Linked DNA regions of Homo sapiens: region 2 is linked to region 1. Evidence: chromatin loops called from intact Hi-C (ENCODE). Cell type or tissue: GM12878. All regions are shown on one strand. Links, peaks and the distances in the headings refer to the core of each region. The heading gives the core; the rest is flanking DNA. Region 1 overlaps MYO9A (myosin IXA). Region 2 overlaps SENP8 (SUMO peptidase family member, NEDD8 specific).

Region 1 (4,404 bases), core at 130-4,129:
ACACATATACAGAGTTGGTGGGAGTGTAAATTAGTTCAACCATTGTAGAGAGCAGTGTGGTGATTCCTCAGTGACCTAAAAAGAACTACCATTCAACCCAGCAATCTCATTACTGGGTGTATACCCAAAGTAATATAAATCATTCTATCCTAAAGACATGTACACATGTGTGTTTGTTCACTGCAGCACTATTTATGATAACAAGGACGTGGAATCAACCTAAATGCCCATCAGTGGTAGACCGGTAAAGAAAATGTGGTGTATATATACACCATGGAATACTGTGTAGCCATCAAAAAGAACAAGATCATTTTCTTTGCAGGAACATGGATGAAGCTGGAGGCCATTATTCATAGTAAACTAATATGGGAACAGAAAACCAAATACCACATGTTCTTACTCATAAGTGGAAGCTAATTGATGAGGTGGAGGGTGGGAGCAGAGAGAGAATCAGGAAAAATAACCAATGGGTACTAGGCTTAATACCTGGGTGATGAAATAATCTGTACGGCAGACCCCTGTGATGTGAGTTAACCTTTATAAGAAACCTGCACATGTACCCTTGAACTTAAAAGTAAAAAAAAAACCCAAAAAGTATAATTTCACAATTTAGACCTCACTTTTTACATTTTTTAAGTAGCTTACTGGGAGGATCTTTGCATTTTTGGGGTGACTGGTATTAACGCTTTCTGGCTCTTACTGTCTCCTTGAGCTGTGGAGACTGTCTTCATAGGTTGGTGGACACTTCTCTCCTAGGCTAATTGCTGCATAACTTCCCACTCTCTGTAAATGGCAGATGATGAAACTCCCAGAGAAACTTCTCATGGCCATATTTGTCCTTATCAAGGAAAATTAAAATACCCACATTTACCAAAAAAAAAAAAAAAAAAGAGAAGCATGGTTAGTTTATTGATTGGTACGTTGTTAGTTGATTTTATATCATAATAGCACATCTCAGACCAGTTTTCTTCCTTATTCTGATATAATGGATACTGTTGCATTCTGTATTACAACTTCACTATTATATGAATTATATAATGTGAATTAAGCTGTCAGCATCTACACCAGGGAGGAGTGTGTATGTGTTTTAGGGTATAATCAGCCGAGTAATAAAAGGAGGGTGCAATGGAAATACAGTCTTTGTAGGGATGGCATTACAGACAAACTAAGAATCAGCAGATAATACTTGTTCCTTGCCTGATCAATCACTATTGAGTGATTTAAAATTCCTTTTAAATACTTACAGGTAAAAATGCTTTTTTAAACTTTTAAATACTTTTTTATACTTTTAAATACAGGTGCAGAAATACTTACAGGTAAAAATCTGTCTCCAATGTTAGTTTATGCTGAGGCTGTTTAGTCTTAAAGATTTATAAAACATTTTGAAATTCCTCTTCAGATTCTGAAGCCTACATTTTAAATGTAGTATAAAACCTAATAATAGCGAATTGGAAACATTAATGTAGATCCTCTTAAGAGAGATCAAGACATATGGATTAGGACACACTCCACATCCCCCATCTTTTCCTTTCATTCCCTTCACAGTAGTGTTGGTTTTCCATAGTGTTCGTTTCCTAGTGGTGCTCTTTCCAGTTTGGTATATGTGTTTTCATATATTTATTTGTGCATTTACTTATATATATGCATATGCACTTGTAGACCATATGTCACCTTGCATTTTTAAAACACATGCATATTATACTGTATCCTTTTTTCGATATTCATCTTCAGATAGAAGGCCTAAGAGACTGTTGAGTATTACATTTTAAAAAATTAAGTTTTAATTTACAATAAAATGCCAAAATTTTATAGTATGCAGGTTGATGACTTTGTAAGCAACTAAAAATTATTTTAATTAATATACTTTATTTTTAAAATTTTAAATTTTCTTTTATTTTTAATAGGGTCTATTTTTTAAAGCAGTTTTAGGTTTACAGTGAAATGCAGCAGAAAATACGGAGTTTCCGGATATCACCTTGCTCCTCCTCCTGCCCCCACAGTTTCCCCTATTGTTTAGCATCTTGGTTAAGTGAGGTCCATTTGTTACAGTTGATGAGCCATATTAATCCATCGTTACTATTTGTGGTCTGTAGTTTAGGGTTCACTCTCTGTGTCCTACATCCTGTGGGTTTTGACAGATGTATAATGACATGTCTGTACCGTTACAGTATCATAGAGAATAGTTTCACTGCCTTAAAAATCTCATGCTTTTACCTTTTCATCCTTTCACCTCCCACAACGCTTTTCAACCACTGTCTTCTTGCTGTCGCCATAGTTTTGCCTTTTCCAGAATGTCATGTAGTTGGAATCATACAGTACATAGGCTTTTTGGATTTACTTAGCAATGTATATTTAAGATTCCTCTGTATTTTTTCATGGTTCGATAGCTCGTTTGTCTTTATTGCTGAAATATATTCTATTGTATGGATACTAGGGTTTGTTTATTCACCTTTTGAAGGACATCTTGGTGGCTTTCAATTTCTGACAATCATAAATAAAGCTACCGTAAACATCCATGTGCAGGTTTTTAAAGTTATTTTTTTATTTTTAGCAACAGTTTCTCACCATATTGCCCAGGCTGGCCCCAAACTCCTGGGCTCAAGCAATTCTCCCACCTCAGCCTCTTGAATAGTGAGGACTGTTGCCATGTGCCACTGTGTCTGATTTCTGTCTGCAGGTTTTTGGGTGGAGGTAATTTTTGTTTGTTTTGCCTTTTGAGACAGGGTCCCACAGGCTGGAGTGCAGTGGTATGATCTGGGCTCACTCTAGCCTCTATCTTTCTGGTTCAAGGGATCCTCTCACTTCAGCCTCCTGAGTAGCTAGGACCACAGGCATGTACCACCATGCCTGGCTAATTTTATTTTTTGTAGAGAAGGAGGTCACACCACATTGCCCAGGCTGGTCTTGAACTCCTAGGCTCAAGCGTTCCTCCCACCTCAGCCTTCCAAAGTGCTAGGATTACAGGCATGAGCCACCCTGGCAAGCCCTGTAGTGAAGTGAATTTTTAGCTCATTTGGGTAAATACCAGTGAGCATGGTTGGTAGATTATATGGCAAAAGTATGTTTAGTTTTGTAAGAACTGCCAAACTGTCTTGAAAAGTGGTTGTACTATTTTGCATCCCCACCAGCAATGAATGAGAGTTCCTGTAATTCCACATTCTTACTAGCATTTGGTTTTGTCATTGTTTCAGAATTTTGCCATTCTAATAGGCATATAGTACTATCTCACCATGGTTTTGATTTTCAGTTCCCTAACAAATATGATTTTGAGTATCTTCATTTAGTTATTTGTTGTCTGTATATCTTCTTTGGTGGGATGTCTGTTTAGATTTCCCACTTGGCCCATATTAATTGGGTTATTCATTTCCTTATTATTGTGTTTTAAGAGTTATTGGAGGTGTGTGTGTTTATGTGTTTATATATATATATATATATATATATATATTTTTTTTTTTTTTTTTTTTCTTTGAGACAGAGTCTCACTCTGTTGCCCAGGCTGGAGTGCAATGGCATGATCTTGGCTCACTGCAACCTCTGCCCGCGCCGCCCCCCGCCACCCTGCCACCACCCTGCCGTCACCCCGGTTCAAGTGATTCTCTTGCCTCAGCCTCCTGAGTAGCTAGAATTATAGGCATGCACCACCACACCTGGCTAATTTTTGTATTTTTAGTAGAGATGGAGTTTCAGCCTGTTGGCCAGGCTTGTCTTAAACTCCTGACCTCAAATGATCCACCCACATCTGCCTCCCCAAGTGCTAGGATTACAGATGTGAGCCATGGCGCCCGGCATCTTTAAGGTATATTTTGAATACTAGTCCTTTATCATATATGTGTTTTGCAAAGATTTTCTGTCAGTCTGTGGCTTGTCTTTTCATTCTCTTAACGGTGCCTTTTGCAGAGCAGAAGTTTTTATTTTTAATGAAGTCCAGCTTATCAATTATTTCTTCTATGGTTTGTGCTTTTGGTGTTGTATCTAAAACGTCATTGCCAAGGCTGAGATTAGCAAGATTTTCTCTTATACTGTCATCACCAAGCCTAAGTTTACCAAGATTTTCCCCCATGCTGTCTTATAGGAGTTTAATAGTTTTGTGTGGTACACTCAGATATGCGATCCATTTTGAGTTAATTTTTGGTGAAACGTGTAAGGTCTGTGTTGAGATTTTTTTTTTTTTGGATGTAGTTGTCTAGTTTTTCCAGCACCATTTGTTGAAAAGACTATCCTTTTTCCATTGACTTGCCTTTGTTTCATTGTCAAAGATCAGGTGACTATATTTGTGTGGGTCTGTTTCTGGACTCTCTTTTCTGTTTCATTGATCTGTTTGTGTATTGTTTTGCCAGTCTTGATTTACTGTAGTTTTATAGTAAATTTGAAATCTTGTAGTGTCTGACCTTGTTTTTCTCCTTC
Region 2 (4,404 bases), core at 405-4,404, 63 kb before region 1:
TTTTTTTGAGATGATGGAGTCTCGCTCTGTTGCCCAGGCTGGAGTGCAATGGCACGATCTCAGCTCACTGCAAGCTCCGCCTCCCGGGTTCACGCCATTCTCCTGTCTCAACCTCCCGAGTAGGTGGGACTACAAGGTGCCCACCACCACACCCAGCTAACTTCTTTTTGTATTTTTCGTAGAGACAGGGTTTCACCATGTTAGCCAGGATGGTCTGGATCTCCCGACCTCGTGATCTGCTCGCCTCGGCCTCCCAAAGTGCTGGGACTACAGGCGTGAGCCACTGCGCCCGGCCAATGTAGGGCTTTTAAGGTGCCCTAAACCAGCAGAGCAGTATAAGGAGCTGATCCAGATATGACTTAATATATAAAACCAAGCCAGTTATATAGGTCCTGCTGCCTAGCAGTTAATTCAGATGACAATTTCTCACTATTAGTTTCTGTAACATACCAGCTGAATATATGAAATTTAGAAACTGAGGCTAGACTACATTTAAAATGTTCAAGTGTGAAGTTCTTGCCATTTTCTAGGACAGGGAGAAAGGAATAGGTGGAAAAAGTGTGAGACGAGATGGAGGCCACGTGACTGAGCTTCTGAGTTTATTTATAAAATGAGAATAACAGTACCTGTTGAAACATGAGAACATAAGAATTAATGAGATTATATATTTCTATAGAACCTCAAAAATGTACAAGTTACTTTATATATATGGTAATATATATAATGATGCATATATAATATGCAAGGTACTTGTGTAATATGTGTGCATAAAGTACCCTGCACATTACAGAGTGATAAAAAGGTTAGTTGTTGCTATTCACCATCCTTGAATAAGTTTCTCTTTTGTACATAACAGTAATTATCAGCCATTTTTTACACAGCTGTTTAGCTGCATAGCAATATAAAACTAAGTTTTCAAACTTGTTGTTAGTCTTAAAATGGAACTGAGTAGGACAGAAGGAAAACAAGGTTTATTTTGTAGATGAGACTACTGAATCTGACAGACCCTGGATTTGACATTCATGCTCTAACACCATAGCATGTACATTTCTGTAAATACTTTTTTTTTTTTTTTTGAGATAAGAGTCTCGCTCTGTTGCCTAGGCTGGAGTGCAGTGGCACAATCTCAGCTCACTGCAACCTCCGCCTCCCAGGTTCAAGTGATTCTCCTGCCTCAGCCTGCTGAGTAGCTGGGATTACAGGCGCCCACCTACCATGCCCGGCTAATTTTTGTATTTTTAGTAGAGACGGGGTTTCGCCATGTTGGCCAGGCTGGTCTTGAACTCCTGACCTCAGGTGATCTGCCTGCCTTGGCCTCCCAAAGTCCTGGGATTACAGGCATGAGCCATTGCGCCCGGCCTGCCCCATGTAACTGAGAAATTCTACTTGGTCATTTCAATGGAATGTGTTATTAAAACATACGGTCAATATGCATATTGTAAAATTATAGTATAGTCAAAATAATTAGGTACATATCAGAAACATAATCCACTTTATCTGATCTGGTTAGGACCAGCGCTTGTGAACTTCAACATATACCTTGCCAAATGGTTGAAATATTTGTGTTTTAAACACTATTACATAGGAAACCCACTGATACTTATATTTTCTACAACCATTTATAGCTGGGTTTATATATGGTAACTTTTCTGAATTCCATATTGAGACACGGGTTGGACAAGTGTGACTATACTTACCGGGCAATACAACAGGATATCTGAAAGCAGGTTAGTTCAGTTTGATAATTGCTTAGCCCAGTTTTGAAAAACCTGCCTTCCTTTTGAATATTTTGATTAATTTTGCAGAATAGATCCTTTTGACTCTAAGAGAGAAGGGAACGCAATACCAGCAAAAGATTTTTTCCTATTTTGTGTCATGTAACATGAATGGTATGTGGTCAAGCAGGTGTGTAACTTACCGGGTACTATAGTATCCAGTGAAATACAAGTCAATTCTTAAATTCTCCTGCAATTTATAATGCTAACATTTACAAATGACATACTCAAAATTTCATAGGAGGACACTAATCTGTGGCACAGTCCAATCAGGCTAATGCATTTGGAAAATGCATTTTTTATATATATGTAGATAGATTACATATACATGTCTATACGTGTGTATATATATTTTTCTATATATATTTAAAAGACTAGTGTAGTTTAAAAATTTACTTATAAATTTACTTATAAGATGAATCGTAGGGAGTTAGGAAAGATTGCTTTCATATGCTTTAATTCTCAGATTGAAGATACTCTGATATTTAAATAAACATACTTTGCATTGTCAGAAAGATAACTTTTCCCAGAGAGGATTTGACTTTAATAGTCTAGATTAGCTGCCTAAGTCAACAGTCACTGAAATAACATTGTTTTCTTATCTTTATCTACACTTGTGGCCTATCATCAGTGACCTTTGTCACTTCTCTTGCTGTCCCTCCCTCTGTATTTCACCTCTATGGATGACTGCCAGTTCCTAATCTTTTTCCTAGCCCCATCTTCCATTAGGACTGGTTTTTATCCAAAATGTACCGACTTGAAATGGAAACTTTTTTTGATAGCTTTCTCTTTGACTTTTAGTTTCAGCTCCTGCTCACTCAGGCCTGCTATGTAACCTGTACTTATTTACCCTTACTGTGTTTTCCCTTCTCGGCTAAAAGGAACCAAGTTACTTTCTCTGTGGTCACTGAGTGGTGAGGTTATTTTGGGCCATGAGGGCTGGGGGCAGGGTTAGGCTGGGGAGGTAGCTGAAATAAGTTTCATGGCTGAAGCTCATCTTTGGTTTTCAAGTCTCATAGGCCTTGCAATCTAATTCTCATTAGGAATAGAATTAATTTGTGTACCTAACATGTCATCTGGTTGTTTACTATTTGAAACAACTGAAACACATCAGTGCTTCTGGAGGGATAGTATTTCGTTCTACTCTTGGTTCCACATTTTACAAATTACATTCCCTGCATTTTTAATTAAGTAAAAGGGCTGAGAAAGGTCACTTTTCTTCCTTTATATTTAAAAAACAAACCAACTCTAAGTCTGTTAAGTTTCAGATACAAAAATCATCCTGAAATTACCATGACATAACTAAAAACAATTCTGCCAGAATTAAGGACAGAGAGGAAAACCTATAACTATCAGGAAGAACAAATGTTTATCTGAAACAACAGGTAACCTTGGGAAGGTATCAACTATGAATTTTAGAACCAAAGAACTTTGGATATAAGGAGGAAGTGTGTGCATGGCTAATAGACAAGGCAGAGAAAAGCAGTTATTAATCCAGAGTAGCAAGTCTACCCAATCAGTGAGCAAACTGAGAGGTCCACCAGACATTAATTTTAATGAGGTTACTCAAGATTTCCCCTTTCTTCAAGCATTCCAGGAATCAGATGGAGGAAGATAGGGTAACATCATCTTTATCAAATATTTGCAAACATTATATAGATAGCTGGAAAAGCCTGTGCATGGTGAATGGAAGAGATGTCACATAAAACCGAATAACTGAGTCTCATAATATTTAGGTCTTGAATGAAGTTAGGCCTTGATCTGCTTCCAGCCAGTTGATCTCTTAATTATGTAGGCTGTGCAACAAGTTTTTGGTTCTGTTTTATAGTTTTCTTCTCTGCATTCCTCTAGATTTAATATATTCTTGATTTGTTTTACAGATCACTGCTTTTCCTCCAGAATAAGCCAATGTGGATAAGGGAGACCAAAGGAAATTAATTATATACCAATAAGAAAAGTCTTACGTAAACCCTGTGTGTAATAAATGTTCAAATAAGTTGGTTGTAAGGTTTTGGTGTACAATTTCAAGATATTTTCACAGAACATATTGCTCCCCAGTCAGGGTTAAAGTGAAACGTTCCATGGGGATAATGCAGAGGATGATATTCTTTCAGGAAAAAGAGTATTAAGCTTTCCTCTACTAGGCATCTTCCCTCAGGCACTGAGATTGCAGCCATCCAACAAATGGGGAAGGGCAGAAAGAGGAGCCTTCAAAAGTCGCAAATATACTTCAATAGCTACTTTTTAGCAAGTGTGGTAATGAGATCTTTCCATTCTCCCCTCTTCTTTGTGATGTATGCAGGGGTGAGTAGCTGCAGCAGTGATTCTGTCTGTTGCCTAAAGAAGTTCTGACACAAGGCCTCAGTGTTACATATCACGTACATCCCACAGTCATAGCTGTTTTGTTGGGCAGGGGCTTTCTCTTCCACAAAGGCCAGTTTGTCTCCTTTTCTGCCTAAGAAAGCCTCCAGTTTCTCTGCTACCTGCTTTGCGTGAACTGAGTTGCTCCTGCTATGGGAATCATAATGAAAAAAGCTATTTTTATCTTGGAGGTAGACCAATAAACTCCAGTGGGTTCCTCCAGCTGCCTGGTTGGAGTTATCATTGATGGCTAAAAATACAACTCTCT

The links. Peaks named below come from ENCODE experiments on the same cell type or tissue, not always from the same donor. Only the 100,000 strongest peaks of a DNase experiment are listed, where the experiment ranks them.
Region 2: a loop joins it to region 1, with 2.9 times the contacts of the local background. A loop is called at or near these places in 1 of 110 quality-filtered maps.

Annotation. Positions count from the first base shown.
Region 1 is chr15:72,076,794-72,081,197 of GRCh38, reverse strand. The region is part of intron 1 of MYO9A (myosin IXA); the gene reads left to right. Among named protein-coding and RNA genes, the nearest start is that of MYO9A, 39 kb to the left of the region's middle. In GM12878, for the core only: no CTCF peak of the experiment used is centred there; DNase peaks (open chromatin) are centred at 2,097 and 3,135; H3K27ac peaks cover 1,087 bases.
Region 2 is chr15:72,139,871-72,144,274 of GRCh38, reverse strand. It overlaps SENP8 (SUMO peptidase family member, NEDD8 specific), which reads right to left. Exons shown (of 2, transcript NM_145204.4): 2 at 583-4,404. The coding sequence ends at 4,013. Among named protein-coding and RNA genes, the nearest start is that of SENP8, 24 kb to the right of the region's middle. RefSeq lists an enhancer at 2,413-2,502. In GM12878, for the core only: no CTCF peak of the experiment used is centred there; a DNase peak (open chromatin) is centred at 2,664; H3K4me3 peaks cover 290 bases; H3K27ac peaks cover 1,086 bases.